2 separate regions of the Homo sapiens genome follow, and region 1 is linked to region 2. A link is a loop called in an ENCODE intact Hi-C map of the cell type or tissue named here. Cell type or tissue: IMR-90. All regions are shown on one strand. Each heading gives the region's core, and the rest is flanking DNA. Links, peaks and the distances in the headings are about the cores only. Region 1 overlaps C11orf97 (chromosome 11 open reading frame 97). Region 2 has its middle 36 kb from the start of JRKL.

What was found. A loop is a pair of places that touch in the nucleus more often than their neighbours do. Peaks named below come from ENCODE experiments on the same cell type or tissue, not always from the same donor. Only the 100,000 strongest peaks of a DNase experiment are listed, where the experiment ranks them.
Region 1: a loop joins it to region 2, with 16 times the contacts of the local background. A loop is called at or near these places in 14 of 110 quality-filtered maps.

What each region holds. Positions count from the first base shown.
Region 1 is chr11:94,523,023-94,528,413 of GRCh38, reverse strand. C11orf97 (chromosome 11 open reading frame 97) reads right to left here. Exons shown (of 4, transcript NM_001190462.2): 3 at 205-330. Among named protein-coding and RNA genes, the nearest start is that of C11orf97, 13 kb to the right of the region's middle. In IMR-90, for the core only: no CTCF peak of the experiment used is centred there; a DNase peak (open chromatin) is centred at 2,303.
Region 2 is chr11:96,423,812-96,429,202 of GRCh38, reverse strand. No RefSeq gene overlaps it. Among named protein-coding and RNA genes, the nearest start is that of JRKL, 36 kb to the right of the region's middle. RefSeq lists a silencer at 1,378-1,590. In IMR-90, for the core only: a CTCF peak has its summit at 2,225; a DNase peak (open chromatin) is centred at 2,242.

The sequences.
Region 1 (5,391 bases), core at 156-5,155, 1.9 Mb after region 2:
TGGGGGTAAATTGGTTAGGTGAATTGTTACGGTTTGAGTTCCATAATCACATAATATGGCCAAACTAAAAGCAACCCAAGAGAAACAAGTCAAAGGAAGGTTGAGTTTTGATTGAGATCTTTAAACAGAGCATATACCACTGGTTTGTAAACTGTAAAGTCCCCTCAGGGGCTTCAGTGGAAGTCAAGGGCATCAGGGTCTTACTTCTGAGTCCTCCGTGCCTGGAGTAGTACTTGGCTTGTGGCAATAAACTGTTTCTGCTCGGCAGTCCTGGCTTCAAGCCTCCCACAGGCAGATTCCTTTTAATGCTCCAAATCCCTTCCAGGGCCACTGTCAATATTTTTTAAGGCAAGAAAATAATTATTAGCGTATTCTCTTTTTAGCACAGAGTTTTTAAAGTATTTAATTGGTGATTTTTTTATTTATTTGGGTGGGGGTTTATTTGGTTTGACTAATCAAACCACTCAAATCTTTATCATATGTTTAATCTTTTATTCCATTTCATTTATTCAACTATTCTCTATGCAATTAAACCTCTACAGTGCTCTTAGATAATTTAACTTGCCCCTAAATAAATAGATGAATAGAAACATACATAACAAAACAGAGAAGGATCAGAAATAACAGTTAATAAATGGAATTCATTTAGTCAACTTTATCTGATTCTGATTTAATTCCTACAGTAAGAGAAAATATTTCCAAAGATAATAGGACCAAAAATCACTACATTAATTCATCCAATAGTTAATTCATCCAATAGATCCAAGAATCCTCTAAAAGCCACAAACTAGATGCTGTTTAATCTCCCTCTGAAAAAGAGCAACAATAAACTCACTGGATCCTACATTTTAAAAATCATTGCAAAATACCTGGAAAGTGATGTTTGCCCATTGATAATTATAGGTCTTGGGTCCTGATACCTTTCAATAAGGTTTAGCAAAGATTTGCACTTGGTTATCCTCCATATCCTAAAATCACCTGGTTAGGTTTTGAGACTCAGCAAACAAGCATGTGGTGAATGTCTACTGTGTAGAAAACTGCAACTCAAGTCTAGTAAGTTGGTGAATTTGGGTGAGTTGCCATAAGTTGTTTTTCCCATTTCTAACGCTGCAAATATTAATGCCAAATATTCTCCACAGATCCAAGGCTGCCCACTGGCATCCTCACTGATATTTGATCCCTCTCTAAAGGATTCCATAGCAAGTAATTACTAGCAGCATAGTCTCTGGGTTCAGAGGAGATCTGGGTTTTGATCTTAGTTCTACCATATATCAGTTACATGATTTTGACCAAGTTATTTAACCCACTATGTCTTAATTTCCTCATTTTCGAAATAGGGATAATAATATCTACTTGAAGGATTATTGTACGATTTAGATGAGATGGCTGTAAAGTGCTTTGTACTCAATAAATGATAGCTATTTTTGTACAGGGAGAATGATTTTACTATCCAAGCATGGACTAAGATTCCGTGACTGGAGGTACAGTCATTGAGCTGACTTGCCAAGCTGAATGTCAATACTTGCCTCTCCTTTCCCACTCCTGAGTGGAGTAGCTGAAGCTATCTGTCAAGATTAGTTTCTCTCTTCTTCAAAGACCTTCAAGGAAGATTGCACAATCTCCTTCTGTTTAAGACCTTACAAAGTTTAAGCTGTTCCTTCTATCTAACCTAAATCTTCCCCTGCCATTCAAGCCAGTTTCCTCTTCTATCCTGTTCAGAGATAGAAAAGGGCTGCTCCCCAGCCTCTGGATAATAAACTCTCAAATTTAGGAGCCTATGACATTTATTCAATACCCCCAGTGCATGATACCCTGTGGGAGACCAGGGAAATAGATTTGAACTTGTGGTTGACACTTTGTGAAGATCCAGTACGTGGAAAGCAGTATAAAATCAGGAAGCAGAACCGTGCAGACAAATCACATCAAATTAGATGGAAGAATTGTACTAAATGAAGTGTGCTCTTTCAGATGCAATCACAAGAATGTCACAGAGAAAAACACCTGAAATATAAATGCAGATGCCCAGAAATGCATCTGAAACTCTCAAAGCAAAATATGGTTATGCATAAATATTTACTATATTCAGGGATAATGGTTGCAGGAAAAAAAATAGCCCTCCATACATGTGAAGTGATGTTTGGGTGAAGAAGTTACAGAAGGTGATATATTTGACTGGATAAAAGGGGGTCTAGAAAACAGCATGGGTGCTCTCTGAGGCAGCTGCTTCTTTTAAGAGAAACTTTACTCCCTCAGCTCAGGGCATGTGCATTCCAGAAGGAGGAAGGCAGACAAAGCGGGCACGGAGCCAGAAAGACTTCAAGTGTCGACTCCTCTCAACTGAAAAAGAAAAGGGCAGCAGGCACAAGGGGAGAAGCTAGAAGAAAAGAATCAAATCTGTTCTTGAGGCTCAGAATCTTCTAGAGATTCCTCTTCTCTCTTCCCTTCTCATGCCTCCAACACCTTCTACTCAGAAACCTTTATACGTGTATTTTTATACTGAATTTTAAAATGACTAAACCATGCCTTTATGCCCAAAATTTTAGCCAGTAGGACCTGGCCTGGTCTTATAGGGAAGGTAAGCTCACACCTTAAAAATATTTTAGTTCCTTTCAGCTCTCTTTGGATTGTAAATAATGAACATTGGAGCTTGAAAATCCAGTTTAGAGCCATATCGTCTGTACTTCTCTTGTGCAAGCAAGGTCAGAGTTTGACTACAGAAAGAAAAATATAAGTAATTTTAATTTATGTCTGGTGACTCCTAGGCTCTATAATTGTCTTGGCAAGCCTTTGGTGTCTAGTAAATTCCTCCTATATTTTGGGTGCAGAAGACATTTTAATTGAATGAAATAATGAATAACTGGTGTCTAGTAAATTCCTCCTATATTGTAGGTACAAAAAACATTTTAATTGAATGAAATAATGAAATATATCCACATTTGCTTGGCAACATTTTGCACTTTCTAAGCTTGTACTTAAGTAGTAAATAAACTGGATTCAAAATTAAGTTTACATGTATTAACGCACATGTAGACACTCATTAATGTATCTGGCAATACATTTCTGAAATTCTTTGGAAAAGGAAGTGTTGTGTAAGGGGAAGATTAATAAGTTCAGTAATCAAATTTTTCATGACTACTATAACCTCTGTAGGTTTTAGCCAGAAAAATACAAAAGACCTTGCAACTTGAAAACATTAAATTAATACATCACTTTATTTCTGCAAAGTCCTTTATAGAATAGAAATGCAGAAATAGTTTTAAAATAAACAATACAATAAATGCACTATTTCCATAATGAATGTCTCATAAGCCTACATTTTTCTTTTCTTTCTTTTTTTTTTTTTTCTTTTTTTCTTGAGATGGAGTCTTGCTCCATCATCCAAGCTGAAGTGCAGTGGTGAGATCTCGGCCCACTGCAACATTCGCCTCCTGGGTTCAAGCAATTCTCCTGCCTCAGCCTCAAGAGTAGCTGGGACTATAGGTGCACACTACCATGCCTGGCTAATTTTTGTATTTTTAATAGAGACGAGGTTTCACCATGTTGCCTGGGCTGGTTTTGAACTCCTGACCTCATGTGATCGGCCTGCCTTGTCCTCCCAAAGTGTTGGGATTACAGGCATGAGCTACTGAGCTCAGCCAATTCTACATTTTTCTTTTTGAAAAGTTGTAAAGAAAGGAAAATCTTCAGGAAATCACTGAGAATACATGAATGATGGACATTAGCTAAATTCTTCCTTATCCAGAAAGTTCTATAAGTTGCCCAAATTCCATTCTATCTGATTAAAAGATCTGATGAGAAAACTACACTCCCTTTTTTTTTTTTTTTTTCAGGATGAGGTTAACCTTTTCAAGTAGACACAGGTTCTTTGCCCTTATCTGATAGGAATGCAGAAAGCCTCTGAAACCTGTTTTTACCTCAAATTTGAACCTGGAGGCTAAACTGAAACTGAACCTACAGAAAACTAGTAACATTTCTTTTTTTTAACTGAATAGAACACTACTTGCTACTAAATCAATTTCAAATCTCTGTTCCTCTCCGAAGGCATAATCTTATGTTTTAAAGAGAGATAGAAGAACCCAATGGCTAATAGCAACAACATCAGCTTCTGACAAACCTGCATCCAAGTATCAGTGTGACATTGGACAAGTCACTGCATCCCCCTGAGCCTCAGCTTCAAGTTCTTCAAAATGTGAATTAAAAGAGCATATATCTCACTGGGTTATTGCAAGAATTAAAAGAGATTATTTGCAAAAAATTTATCACGTGCAGAAGAAACTCTGCAAATGATAACCATTATTACTATTATTATCACCATAATTCCCAACATCAACATCATCATATAAAAAGACATCCCTACCTCTCAACCCAGCATCCAGTGCTTCTAACTCAGCCCATGTATCAACACATCAGGAGCCTACAAGGAATCAAAAGTCCACAGAAGGGAGGACAAGAGGCCTGTTAGCCCATTATTTCTATTGTCACTGATGGCATTCCCTAGACCCAAGTATAGAGTGCAAAGTAACAACCACGTGAGACACCTTGTCCATTTCAGTGTCTTCACAGCCCTTATTAACTATAGTCACAATATGACCACAAGAACAAGTAGCACAGTTCATTCAGATAAGAGCCCCAGTCTGAACAACTATTTCTCCTGTGTCCCGCTAGCTATGCAACCAACGGTATCCCAAAAGAAATATAATGTTCATTCTATTCAACATCCATAAAACTCAATTTCTGAATCTTTTGATTTTTTACCAATTTCATTCAGCCAAAGGAGAAGAGAAAAAGCACAGAAATGACCCCACAGCTTCAGGGTACTTCCATAATTGTCACTGTCAACTCATTCAAAAATAAAACGTGCTATAATTTAAGTTGTTTACTTCCAGGACAGATCGCCCTCTTAATAGACTCTTCAATAAGTTCAATAAATAGCCCAGTATTGCAGTATTTTATCTATGGTTAAGGAAAATCCAATCTGGACTCTTACTGAAATCTCACCTTCAACAATCAATTACTTTGTTGTCAGAGTATGTGGAGTTGATTGTCTTAAAATTCAAACAAACCCAGCTAATTCATACATAGCTACAAATATGCTTAGATCCATGCATATATGTTGGGGTCCCTAGAATTTAGACAGGCTTGGGAATATCTACAAAACAGTATGTAGCGTTTATCCAAAGTCACAAATTCAAATATACATAGGAAGAGGCCAGGCAGGTAATATGAGTAAAGCTGGCTAGGGGTAAGAAATAATTGGTTCTCCCAGTCTTTCTCTTTTTTACTACTTTTGATGGAGGCATCATACAAGAGAAACAATTTTTTGTATTTCACGATGAGAAGAAAAAACCTGCAGCGGGCACGTGAACATACATAGCTTGTGATGTTTCCCAC
Region 2 (5,391 bases), core at 270-5,269:
CTTTCTTCATTTTCCTCAGAAAAAAAGGTTTAGCTCTTCTCTAAAATTTAATTATTAAAATTAACTTTAGAGCCACGTTGCAAAGTTGGGATTCCAATGGGAATTGCATTCTATTTGTGTAGTAATCTGAGGAGAATTTACTTCTTTACAATATTAATATTTCACACCCAAGAACATCCACTTAATCAAGATTCTTTTATGTTCCTCTACTTATTTTGTAGTTCTCTTCAAGAAAGACTTGAACCTTTTCATGAGAGTTATTCCTAAATATTTTCTAACTAAATTTTAAAAAGAGTTAAGATCTTGGTAATCCTGTCCTAATTTCTAAATATGGTCTATGTGCTTCAGCTATAGTCTCCTACACAGTGGTTCTTAAGAACTCTAAACCCTGAGATGAGGGGGAAAATCAATTGTACATCAAAATAGTAAATACTTGGTAATGAAGCAGTGTTACAGATTTTTATTCCGTCATTTCTAAATTTTCTTTATCTTTATATTTAAAAATAAGTTTAACATGTGAATGAGAGACCTATCACTTAAGACCCAAAACTCCCACACTTTCCATTTATGTCAATATATTATACATAGGTGTAGGCACCAAAAATTTTTGTGGTTAGTCACCCAAACTAGATTATAAAGGCTTTAATATTTCCCTGCACCTTTTATTCGTTATTCTTCATGGCTCCTAGTACAATATCATGAAAATAGTAAATGCCCAGTTGATGCCTCCTCAAGGAGTTATCAAGTGAATTGAGTGACTAAAGCAGAAGATGGAAAGAACTACAAAATTTGATGTGGCACATCAAAATAACTTGCGCACTGTTTTGTTTTTAAATTATAATTCTTGTAGGCATGTCTATGTCTTCAACTAGACTATAAGTATGTTGTCACTAGGAGCTGTATCTCATATTCCCTTTATGTATTCTCATATTCCCATCAGAACAACTTAGGGACAAATCATGGATTGATTAAAAATAAAACTTCATATGCTAAAGAACCAAAACCACATAAAAATGTCAAAGAAGACAAAATAGAGAATACATCTGCATCCTAAACAAGCATTTTTAGAGCCATTACCCACATTTTAAATAGGCCAAAGTGTCTCAGTCTGAGGAAAAGGATTATAGCAAAGCAAGCATTGTTTTTGGTGGTGGCAGTAGTCTTCACTTTTTGTTATATTAGAAAGTGCAAGACAATAGTCAGGCGTGGTGGCTCACGCCTGTAATCCCAGCACTTTGGGAGGCCTAGGCAGGTGGATCATTTGAGGTCAGGAGTTCGAGACCAGCCTGACCAATATGGTGAAACCCCATCTCTACTAAAAATACAAAAAGTTAGCTGAGCGTGGTGGTGGGCACCTGTAATCCTAGCTACTTGGGAAGCTGAGGCAGGAGAATCGCTTGAACCCAGGAGGCAGAGGTTGCAGTGAGCCGAGATTGTGCCACTGCCCTCCAGTCTGGGCAACAGAGCGAACTCCGTCTCAAAAAAAAAAAAAAAGAAAAGAAAAGAAAAGAGAAGAAAAAGAAAAAGAAAAAGAAAGAAAAAAAAAGTGCAAGAAAGTAACAAGAATGTTTGTCATTTTTTAAAAATGAAACCTCGGCCGGGCGCGGTGGCTCACGCCTGTAATCCCAACACTTTCGGAGGCCGAGGTGGGCAGATCACGAGGTCAGGAGATCGAGACCATCCTGGCTAACACAGTGAAACCCCATCTCTACTAAAAATACAAAAAATTAGCCGGGCGTGGCGGCAGGCGCTTCCCAGCTACTCGGGAGGCTGAGGCAGGAGAATGACCTGAACCCAGGAGGTGGAGCTTGCAGTGAGTCCAGATCGCGCCACTGCACTCCAGCCTGGGCGACAGAGCGAGACTCAGTCTCAAAAATAATAATAATAAAATAAAATAAAAAATGAAACCTCTAGACAATATATTGTAGAACAGATAGATACAAATGCGGGTCATCTCTTTGTTTTTGCTGAGTCTGATAACATTAAGGTGAACACTGAACAGCCATCTGCTAAGTAATTAAACCTGCCGCTTATTAATGTAACTCTTGTATTAGTTCAGCATTGATGAACAATTTAATGGGTTGAGAAATTGCAGATTCAATTTCCTGTGTCACTACTCTCTCGTGTTCCCATAATCAAGTTAGATATGTTTTTACCCAAAACTATGTTAAATCAAAATAGTGTTAAAAAGAAGAGTCAATATTCTGATATACCACAAGATGGGGATGTTACTCCATCTTAAATGTCCCCATTGCCCTGCTCCCGCATCCCAACCCCTGTTTTGTTTCAAGATATTTAAAACTCTCCTGAAGACTAAATTTGGGTTTTCTTTCTCAAAAATTAAGATTTCAGATCATCTATGTTTCCAAATGAAGTTAGAATCAAACCATCTATAAAACAAAATGGAAACAGGGATATCCACTTTAAAATGTGTCAGGGATACACGCTTTAAAATGAGTGTATCTTTGTTTTTCTGCAGATTATATGCATTTGAATTTTGAACGGAGCTTCATGGTGGGCGTGTGTGTGTGTGTGCGTGTGTGTGTGTGTTTTATTCCGCAGGTGCTTGTTATCCTGTCTCTTCATCCACATGAAAGCCTCCTACATAGTAATTTTGTGAGTCCCTGTAATTGTCTCTCCCTTTTAGCTGTGCTAGTTCACATTTGCAACTCCAGTATGAAGTGAGTATGTGTGTTTGCGTTTCTTTGTCTTGTGAACATGTGACTGTGTCATCCTTTGTTTCTATTCTTCCTTATCTCTTCTGTTTTTCCATTTAAAAAAATCTTAATACAGCAAAGGTATCTGGTAGTCTATAATGATGCTAAAAAATTTCTTTCCTTTCACCCACTATGTCTCTCCATAATAGTCACTAAAGGTCTGATTTTTAAAATTAGTTGTTATTATCAAATTGAATTAGGAAATGAGAATATTTTATATGTTTTATATGCTCCCTGGTGTGTCTTGCATGTATGTGTGTATGTTTATTGATTTTTTTATTCCTCTGGGTGCTTTGTATTTAATATAAGAGGGGTTCCTTATTCAATTGTTTTACATACTCCCTGGACACTGACTTAAAAGAAAATCTCCTTTTGATCCATTACGTCAGTCAGAAATCGCTGTTTCCAGGGGAATTTAAATTGGTTTTCTCAGCAATTTATTATTTTATAAGAAGCTTGGCTACCCTACTAATCAAAATTTTATATTCTTATTTAACATGGGATTAAATTGCCTAATTCTACTATCAAATTCATAAAATATTTTCTTTTAAAAAAGTAACTATGTTCTTTCACTCCTATTCAACATTACACTGAAAATCCTAGCTGATAAAACAGGACAAGATAAAGAAATAAAAGGCATAAGATTGAGTAGAATAAATAAAACTGTCTTTGCCCATGGATGACATGAATGTTTAGGTAGAAAATTCCAAAGAATCAACACACAAAAAAACTACAGGAACTAATAAGTGATTATAGAAGGTTTCAGGATACAAGGTTAATATACAAAAGTCAATTACTTTCCTATACCAGCAATGAACAACTGAAATTTGAATCTAGAAACGCAACAACATTTACATTAACACTGAAGAGTGAGAGAAGAAATACTTAGGCATAAACCTAACAAAATATATACAAATCTGTAATAGCAAAACTACAAAACTCTGATGAAAGAAGATTTAAATAAATGGAGTTATTCCATGCTCATGGATAGGAAGACTCAATATTTTCAAGATATCAGTTCTTCCCAGCTTGATCTAAAGTGTCAAGAAAATCTCAACCAAAATCCCAGCAAGTTATTTTGAGAATTGATTATTAAGAGATTCTAAAGTTTACATGAAAAGGCAATAGAGCCAGATTAGTTAGTGCAATGCTGAAGTGGAAGAATGAAGTCAGAGAACTGACACCACATGACTTGGAGATTTACTATAAAGCTATAATGATCAGAACAATGTGGTGGTGGAAAAAGAATAAACAGATAGATCAATGAATAGAGAGCTCAGAAATAGACCCACACAAGTATACTCAACTGATCTTTGACAAAGGAACAAAGGCAATTCAATTGAGAAAGAAGAATATTTTCAACAAATGATGCTGGAACAATGGAACATCTACATGCAAAAAAAAAAAAAGAAGCTAGACACAGACTTTACACCCTTCATAAAAATTAACTCAAATGGTTTCATAAGCTTAATTGTAAAATTAAAGCAATACAACCTCTAGAAAAAAAAAAAAAACAACAACATTGTAGAAAATCTAAGTCACCCTGGGTTTGGTGATGACTTTTTAGATAAAATACCAAACGTATGACTCATGAAAGAAAAAAGTAGTAAGTTGGACTTCATTAAAATTAAAAGCTTCTGTCGGGTGTAGTGGCTCATGCCTGTAATCTCAGCACTTTGGGAAGCCAAGGCAGGCAGATCACTTGAGGTCAGGAGCTCAAGACCAGCCTGACCAATATGGTGAAACACCATCTGTACTAAAAATATAAAAATTAGCCAGGCATGGTGCCACATGCCTGTAGTCCCAGCTACTCAGGACTCTGAGACACAAGAATCACTTGAACCCAGGAGGTGGAGGCTGAAGTGATCAAAGATGGCACCACTGCACTCCAGCCTGGGTGACAGAGCTAGACTCTGTCTCAATAAATAAATAAATAAATAAGTACTTTTACTCTGCAAAAGACACTGTTAATAAAAGGAAACAAGAAGACACAGACTGGGAGAAAATATTTGCAAAACACATATCTAATAAAGGACTGTTATCCAAAATATAACAATAACTCTTAAAACCAGAGACTCAAGGGGGAGAAAGAAAGGGACGTAGGGAATGATGAAGAGATGGTGTGAAAAGGATTTTTAAGCAAGTGAAACCATTGTGTATGATACTCTAATGATAGATGCATGACATTATGTATTTGTCAAAATTCATAAAACTATACAATACAAAGAGTGAATCCTCATGTAAATCATGACCCTTAGTTAATAATAATGTAACAATATTGATTAATTATAACACATATGCCACACCGAGATGTTAATAATTAGGTAAATTGTGGGGAGGAATATGGAAGAGGGGGTATATGAGAACTCTCTGTATGATCTGTATAATTTTTCTATAAACCCAAAAGTGCTCTAAAAGTAAGGGCTATTAATTTTTAAAAAAGGAATGTCACATTTTATACTACCTTTTAATGGCTATTAGTCAAAGTAGCCTTATTAAATTAATTGAAACTCTATTAGAATACTGCTAGTTTCAAAGAAAATTCAGAATAAGGTCCATCCATCTAGATAGTTTAGTCATCCAAGGTAATTTACTACATTTTAAAAGTTTTTATCACAAGACATTTGCATTACCTACTGGATCCAAGATTCTATGATTGGATGGGAAAACTCTA